Regions from separate parts of the Homo sapiens genome. Here region 2 is linked to region 1. A link is an interaction called in ENCODE POLR2A ChIA-PET data of the cell type or tissue named here. Cell type or tissue: PC-9. All regions are shown on one strand. Each heading gives the region's core, and the rest is flanking DNA. Links, peaks and the distances in the headings are about the cores only.

Region 1 (4,396 bases), core at 79-4,078:
AATGCTGTAGGCAATTTCTCATCACAGTAGCTAAAAAGAGACTTCACAGACTAAGAGAGAAAATAAGTTCAAAGAAGTGCAAAAAGCTGACCACAGCCTGAACATATAAAAGGACTTCCAAACCTAGGACTGCTCCAGCCGAAAAGTCACAGGCCTGGGAGAGATGGTGTAAGTACTTCCAATGACAAATCACGAGTAAGGATGAACCAGGATTCGCGAATCAAATCTAAAGAACCAAAGACCATCCCCTAACAATGAATCTGTCTACACCAAGTGAAAGTTCAAATAAAATCTGTTTCAGAAGATGAAGGGAACTTGCAGATGAAACTGTTCTAGCAGCCCATGAAGAAGAGCTAGAGAAAGTGAAGGAACAGAAATGAACTTGTTCTCCCACAAAATTCCACCTAGGGCTCTCAGGAAAGGAAAGAGCCAATCTGTGGAGAGGACTCCCTCTAGAACATCTGTTAAGACACCAAGCCCTTTCTCCTTCCCACTCCCTCACGCGTGAGCACATGTGTCCAGGTGAATGTCCCGACAACCACCATCACTGCAGAACCCGTCATCAGGAGTGTCTGGCCCGACCCAGAAGGTGAAAAACACAGTGAGTGCTTGCTTCATTCCAAACACGGAAGCCCGGCTCTCAGGGGGCAACTCTGTACTACAACCAAACTCTTTTAGAAAAGTACGCACAGTCAAACGGGAATATGACCACGCTATCTTACAAGGCAAAGCAAGACACAGAAGACCGAGGCAGAAAGGGCAGTGGGCCTCTGCACCATGGGACTTGTCACCAGCCCCTGCTCCAGCGTGTCCTAGTGACCTGAGAGCTACAGAAACGATCCATGGCTGCTGGCGACATGTGTGCCCTGGCCCTCGACCAGCACCATCGGGCCAGGATCAGATATATGTGCTCGCCCATACCTGGTAGTACGGATGGTGCAAAAAGGAATCTGGGCAGCCGGCTAAAGCCATGGGTTCCTTCTGCCTTCTTCAAATTACATTTACTGCGCTGCAGCACCTGGAATAAAGACAGACTGTGAGAAGCCAAGCCAGAAAAAAAAAAAAAAATCCACTACTTATGGCTGGTTCAAGTGTGACATGTCTGAATGGGCAGCTCTTGGTCTTAGCTTGTAGGTTCAGTAAGGACACTTGCTCGGGGCACCAGCTTTTTGCTGACATGCAGAGATGGTCCCCAACTATGGTGCCCTGAGAGGTCATCTGTGAGGTCAAAAGTCTGTGGGGTAGAAGGGTGCCCAGAGTGGTGAGGGTGACATCAGACCCTCTAAATTTAACTCACACATTCCCAGCACTCTCCTGCACTGCCTCACCCTTCTTCCCTATACCATCTATTAACACCCTGCAAACTTCATCAAGCTTTCGCAAATAGGGATTCAGACAAATTCCAAAGAAGCCCAGAAGGGGTTGTGTGTGTGTGTTTGGGGACAGGACCACAGAACATCATTTGAGTGAACACTAGCTCCACAAGCCATAGAACAAATCGGAATTCTCAGTGGACATCCAACCTGACAAACTCATTACATACTCTCCCCTGTGGGCCACGGCACCTAGTACCGAATAAAATGAGGGATATTAATTCTAACAATCAGAATAACAACAACAAAAATCAAGACAAGACCCTGTTATGGGATGAACTGTATCCTCCCAAAGTTCCTAAGCTGCAGCCCTAACTCCTAGTACCTCAGAATGTGACTGTATTTGGAAGGAGGGTCTTTAAACACGTCACTAAGTTAAAATGAGATGATGAGGGTGGGCCCTAATCCAATACAAGCGGTGTTTTTGTAAGAAGAGAATATTAGAACACAGACTTGTACAGAGAGAAGACCATGTCAGGACACCTTGAGAAAATGAACATCTGCAAGCCAAGGAGAGAGGCCTCAGGAGAAACCAAATCGGCCGATACCTTTGATCATGGACTTCCAATATCCAGACTGCGGGAAATGGATTTCTGCTATTTAAGTCCCCTCGCCCCCTCCCCAGTCTGTGGCACTTTGTTATGACAGCCTTACTAAACTAACACAGACCCAAAATATAAAATCACTAGGGAATTCTCATCACAGCTAAAAGGAACAGAAGCATCCCAGATCTGTAAAATTTACTACCAACCATGTTTTCTGCAAGAGTTTCTCTAGAATCCCTCAAATCACCAAAGAACGCCCCAGAACACTTTGCTGGGGCTGAAAGGAAGCAGTCAATAGCAGTGGAAGTACTGGCACAATGAAGGGAGCAGGTCCATGACCTGGCTCAGACGTCCCCAACCTACTCAGTGAGAACTGTGCCCGCATCCACCCTTCACCTCTGCCATGATCAGCAGCCCCAAGGCCTCAGCCTTCTCCGGCTCACAGTCAGCCTGTCCTCGGGGTAGCTGGTGTTACACGTCAACAGTCCAGGCTCTAATTCCCAGTCACTTAGTCAAACACCAGTCTGGCTATTGCCATGAAGGTATTCTGTAGGTGTGGTTAATGTCTACAGTTACTTGGCTTAAAGGAAATGACCCTTAACAGAGGCATTACCCAATCCACAGAAGGCCTTGAGAGCAAACACTGAGATTTCCTAGAGAAACAAGAATTTAGCTTAAGACTGTAGCAAACTCCTGCTTGAGTTTCCAGCCTGCCTGCTCTGCAGATTTCAAACTTGCAAGTTCCTTAAAATAAATCTTTATATATTGAATACATATGAATATAAATATTTATATATTTAAACATATATTTATTTATTTTCATACACATATCGGTTTGGGTTCACTGGACAGGCCGTCACCCCTAGCCGTTGAGGTGGATCAGTGCCCCAAATCATTTGCTGCCAGATCGCAGGACCATGCCTGGATGTCTCCTGCGGGCAGCCAGGCGGCCTCTGCCTTCCACACCAGCAAACACACTCTTGTGCGACTCCTCACTCTCTACCTCACCCCACCACCTCCCATGTCCTAGCCCCATCTCTAAACACTCTTTCTGCCTTCTCCCCTAACTGCAAGGACCTGTTTCTCTCCCCTTCGCCCACATCTCTGAGGGCCTGGGAGAGGAAGGAGTGTCCTCTTGGCCACCTTGCCCGCTGGGTGACAGTTCTGCCACATCCCACCAGGCTGCCCACACCCCCCACGCACGCCGCACGCCTCCCTGCTGTGGTCATCTCCCAGTCTCCCAGCTCATCCGTGGAGACTCACTGGCCCTCACTAATATGCCTTCTGGAATTCCTGGATGTGTTTGACATATAGAAATATGTTCTTATTTTCTCCCTGAAGTTTCAAACTTAATGTGTGTTAAGACTGTCAAAAATATCACTTAATATGCCAATTTTATTACCTAAATATCACCTTTGAAAGTATTTGCCAAAGGAGATGGCTTCTCCGCCAGGAAAATGTGTGTCCCATAAGCCCAGTGGAACAGTTTCCTTGGGACAAGTAAACTATAGTTAGATACAGTAAGAGGGCTGGGCTATCTCTGGTCTCTAATAAAATGTAACCAATCCACAGCTAACATCATGCTTAATGGTGAAAGATGAAAAGCTTCTCCCCTGAGATCAGGAACAAGACAAAGACGCCAACTTTCACCACTTCTATTCAACATAGTATTGGAAGTCCTCGCCAGAGCACTGAGACAAGAAAAAGAAATAAAAGGGATCCAAATTGGAAAGGAGGAACTAAAATCATCAAGGTTCAGAGATGACATATGACATAATCTTATATGTAAAAACCCTAAAGATTCCATAATAAAAAACTATCAGAGCTAGTAAATGAGTTCAGCAAAGGTACAGGATACAAAGTGAACACGCAAAAACCATTTGTGTTTATAAATTAAGAACAATCCAATAGATAATTAAGAAAACAATTCCATTTACAATAGCATCAAAAATAACAAAATACTTAGAAATACATGTAATCAAAGAGGTGAACTACTTGTACACTGAAAACTAAAACATTGCTAAAAGAATAAAGACATAAATAAACGGTAAGACATGCTGTGTTGGAGGAACTAATATTGTTAAGATGAAATACTACCTAAAGCAATCTACAAATTCAATGCAGTCCCTATCAATATCCTAATGATATTTTTTTTTGCAGAAACAGAGCTGAGGGTGTGTGAAGGGCTGATCTTGTGAAGTTCTGTGAGCAAGCTGGCTAAGATTGAAAGGGGATGATTTAGGTTTTTCTGTAGGTTGAACATGAAAATGAAAGCACACTGATGCAGGGCCAGAATGTGGGCCCATGTGTCTGAGTAACAGGGTTTCCTTAAAAAAAGTGATCTGCTATTCAATGAAAAACTGTAAAGGACTCTAAAAAGTTTATGAAAATCTTACCTTATGGTCAAACTCATTAAAACTAATAAAAACTAATTAAAACTAGACAGATTTAAAAAATTTTATTAAAAAGTAGCTTTAG
Region 2 (4,396 bases), core at 170-4,169, 470 kb after region 1:
AATGTAAAGCTGTCCTGTGTTCATGGATTAGAAGAATTAATATTGTTACAATTTCCATATCTCACAAAAAGATCTACAGATTCAATGCAATCCCTATCAAAATCCCATTGGCATTCTTTACAGAAACAGAGAAGAAACAATGCAAAAACTCATAAAGAACAACAAAAGATCTTGAATACTCAAAGATATCTTAAGAAAGAAGAACAAACCTGGAGGTATCAAACATCCTGACTTCAAAATATCTTACACAGCTATAGTGTACAAAACAGCATGGTACTTGCAGAAAATCAAACATGTAGACTAATGGAACAAAATAGAGAGCCCAAAAATAAATCCATGCATTAAGAGTCAGCAGATCTTTGCCAAGGATGCCAAGAAGTCACAATGGGGAAAGTACCATCTCTTCAATAAATAGTGCCAGGAAAACTGAATATCCATATGCAGAAAAATGAAATCTGACCCTTATCTCACTCTATACAGAAAAAAAAAAACTCAAAATAGATTATAAACACTTAAATATAAGATTTGAAGCCATAAAACTGTGAGAAGAAAACACAGGAAAAAGCTTCATGACATTGGTCTGGGCAGTTTTTTGTTTGTTTGTTTTTGTTTTTTGGTTTTTTGTTTTTTTTTTTTTTACAGATATGACACTAAAAGCATAGAGAGCAAAAGCAAAAATAGACAAATAGGACTGCATCAAGCTAAAAGGCTTCTTTCTGTCCAGCAAAGGAACAGTCAACAGAGAGAAGTGCAATCTATGGAATGGGAGAAAATACTTGACAGCCACATATCCAATTAAGGGGTTAATATCCAAAATAGATAAAGAACTCAAACAACTCAATAGCAAATAACTCCCTTAAAATGGGCCAAGGATCTGAATAGATATTTCTCAAAATAAGACATACAAATGGTCAACAGGTATACTGAACATCACCATCAGGAAAGTGCAATTCAAAACCACAATATCACCTCACACCTGTTAGAATGGCAATTTTATCAAAAAGACAAAAAATAGCAAGTGTTGGTGAGAATGTGGAGAAAAGGAAAACCTTGAACATTGCTGGCAGGAATGTAAATTGGTACAGCCATTATGGAAAACAGTCTGGTGGTTCTTCAAAAAATTAAAAATAGAATTACCATATAACCCACCAATCCCAGTTCTGGGTACATATTTCTAAAGAAAATGGGCCAGGCACGGTGGTTCACACCTGTAATCCTAGCACTTTGGGAGGCCAAGGTGGGTGGATCACCTGAGGTCAAGAGTTCAAGACCAGCCTGGCCAACAACACAAAACCCTATCTCCACTAAAAATACAAAAATTAGCCAGGCGTGGTGGCACATGCCTGTAATCCCAGCTACTCGGAAGGCTGAGGCAGGAGAATTGCTTGAACCCAGGAGGCAAAGATTGCACTGAGCCGAGATCGCGCCACTATATTCCAGCCTGGTTGACAGAGCGAGACTCTGTCTCAAAAAAAAAAAAAAAGAAAGAAAATGAAATCAGAATTTTTAAGAGATATCTGCACTCCCATATCTATTGCAGCGCTATTCGCAGTATCTATTGCAGCAGTATTCACAATAGCCAAGAAGTGGAAGTAACCTAAATGACTATCAATGGATGAATGGATAAAGAAAATGTGGTTACGTATATACAATGAAGTATTACACAGCCTTAAAAGAGAAGGAAATCCTGCCACGTGTGACAACATGGATGAAGCTGGAGGACACTACACTAAGTAAAAGCCAGACAGAAAGACAAACACACCACCTGATTCACTTATATGTGGAATCTAAAATAGTTGAACTCCCAGAAGCAGAGAACAGAAGAGTGGTTGCAGGGGCTGGGCAATAGGGAGGTGGTCAAAGACACACAGTTTCTGTTACGAAGGACAAGTAAGCTCTGGAGATCTGGTGTCTAATGTCCACCATGAGGACTGCAGCTGACAATACTGCACTGTATACTTGAAATGTGCTAAGAGAGTCAACCTTCAGTGTTCTCACTACACACACACACATACACACACAAGTCTGTAAAGTGAAGGATGTGTTAACTACTTTGTGGCTATTTCACAAATATATATGTATATCAACATCAAGTTATACACCTTCAGTATATACCATTTCTATCTGTCAATTACACTCCCAATAAAGCTGAAAATAAAACACAAGAAAAAAAAGAAAATCACTTTTCCCAATAGGTACTTGGTACAGCGGACATTTTTTTTTTTTTTTGGTTAAGGAAATGGAAGGAAACTGACATAAAAGTACACATTTAATTTAACAAGCGATTACAGATCACCTAGTGGGTACAATGTGTTACTAGGTCAATTGGAAGACTCTAAAATAAATAAAATTTTGTCTCTGAACTCAAAACATTTGCAGTCTCCCTCTCCCTCTCCCTCGCACTTGCCCCATGGTCTCCCTCTCCCTCTCTTTCCACGGTCTCCCTCTGATGCCGAGCCGAAGCAGGACGGTACTGCTGCCATCTCGGCTCACTGCAACCTCCCTGCCTGATTCTCCTGCCTCAGCCTGCCGAGTGCCTGCGATTGCAGGCAAGCGCCACCACACCTGACTGGTTTTCGTATTTTTTTGGTGGAGACGGGGTTTCACTGTGTTGGCCGGGCTGGTCTCCAGCTCCTAACCGCGAGTGATCCGCCAGCCTCGGCCTCCCGAGGTGCCGGGATTGCAGACGGAGTCTCGTTCACTCAGTGCTCAATGGTGCCCAGGCTGGAGTGCAGTGACGTGATCTCAGCTCGCTACAACCTCCACCTCCCAGCCGCCTGCCTTGGCCTCCCAAAGTGCCGAGATTGCAGCCTCTGCCCGGCCACCACCCCGTCTGGGAAGTGAGGAGCGTCTCTGCCTGGCCGCCCATCGTCTGGGATGTGAGGAGCCCCTCTGCCTGGCTGCCCAGTCTGGAAAGTGAGGAGCGTCTCTGCCTGGCCGCCATCCCATCTAGGAAGTGAGGAGAGCCTCTTCCCGGCCGCCATCCCATCTAGGAAGTGAGGAGCATCTCTGCCTGGCCGCCCATTGTCTGAGATGTGGGGAGCGCCTCTGCCCCGCCGCCCCGTCTGGAATGTGAGGAGCGCCTCTGCCCGGCCGTGACCCCGTCTGGGAGGTGAGGAGCGTCTCTGCCTGGCCGCCCCGTCTGAGAAGAGAGGAGACCCTCTGCCTGGCAACCGCCCCGTCTGAGAAGTGAGGAGCCCCTCCGCCCGGCAGCCGCCCCGTCTGAGAAGTGAGGAGCCCCTCCGCCCGGCAGCCACCCCGTCTGGGAAGTGAGGAGCGTCTCCGCCCGGCAGCCACCCCGTCCAGGAGGGAGGTAGGGGGTCAGCCCCCCGCCAGGCCAGCCGCCCCGTCTGGGAGGGAGGTGGGGGGGGTCAGCCCCCCGCCCGGCCAGCCGCCCCGTCCGGGAGGGAGGTGGGGGGGGTCAGCCCCCCGCCCGGCCAGCCACCCCATCCGGGAGGTGAGGGGCGCCTCTGCCCGGCTGCCCCTGCTGGGAAGTGAGGAGCCCCTCTGCCCGGCCACCACCCCATCTGGGAGGCGTGCCCAGCGGCTCATTGAGAACGGGCCATGATGACAGTGGCGGTTTTGTGCAATGGAAAGCGGGGAAAGGTGGGGAAAAGACTGAGAAATCGGATGGTTGCCGTGTCTGTGTAGAAAGAAGTAGACATGGGAGACTTTTCATTTTGTTCTGTACTAAGAAAAATTCTTCTGCCTTGGGATCCTATTGATCTGTGACCTTACCCCCAACCCTGTGCTCTCTGAAACATGTGCTGTGTCCACTCAGGGTTAAATGGATTAAGGGCGGTGCAAGATGTGCTTTGTTAAACAGATGCTTGAAGGCAGAGTCATCACCACTCCCTAATCTCAAGTACCCAGGGACACAAACACTGCAGAAGGCCGCAGGGTCCTCTGCCTAGGAAAACCAGAGACCTTTGTTCACTTGTTTATCTGCTGACCTTCCCTCCACTATTGTCCTATGACCCTGCCAAATCCCCCTCTGTGAGAAACACCCAAGAATGATCAATTAAAAAAAAAAAAAAAAAAAAAAAAAACATTTGCAAAGCCCTAGGTGCCTGATCAGCCAGAGGCACTCGTTCATTCCTCCGTGACCCTGAGCATGAGCTGCAGGGCCCTAACACTGAACCATAAACCCACAGGCAAACCCAATCCTACAAGAATCCCTAAAGTGCCCTCTTTCTCATGCCAATGCTACAAGAAAAGAGCATCAATAATGTTCTCATTGATACAAACAACGCTCAAAGCTATCTCCATGACAATATTTACCCTCATCCACTCTCCAGGAAGTGATTAAGGAAGAGCAGGTGCCAGTAAGGAAGATACTAGACACCCCTGGGAAGTGGGTGCTGGTGGCAGTGGGAGCACCTGGTGCGGCCTGGGC

Evidence for each region. ChIA-PET counts read pairs that join two places held together with the same protein. Peaks named below come from ENCODE experiments on the same cell type or tissue, not always from the same donor. Only the 100,000 strongest peaks of a DNase experiment are listed, where the experiment ranks them.
Region 2: POLR2A ChIA-PET joins it to region 1 with 6 read pairs; 2 of 35 experiments call an interaction of 5 or more read pairs at or near these places.

Annotation. Positions count from the first base shown.
Region 1 is chr7:50,731,351-50,735,746 of GRCh38, forward strand. It overlaps GRB10 (growth factor receptor bound protein 10), which reads right to left. Exons shown (of 19, transcript NM_001350814.2): 4 at 922-1,018. The coding sequence starts at 972. Among named protein-coding and RNA genes, the nearest start is that of GRB10, 49 kb to the right of the region's middle. In PC-9, for the core only: no CTCF peak of the experiment used is centred there; a DNase peak (open chromatin) is centred at 2,461; H3K27ac peaks cover 1,249 bases.
Region 2 is chr7:51,205,024-51,209,419 of GRCh38, forward strand. All of the region lies in intron 2 of COBL (cordon-bleu WH2 repeat protein), which reads right to left. Among named protein-coding and RNA genes, the nearest start is that of COBL, 110 kb to the right of the region's middle. In PC-9, for the core only: no CTCF peak of the experiment used is centred there; no DNase peak of the experiment used is centred there.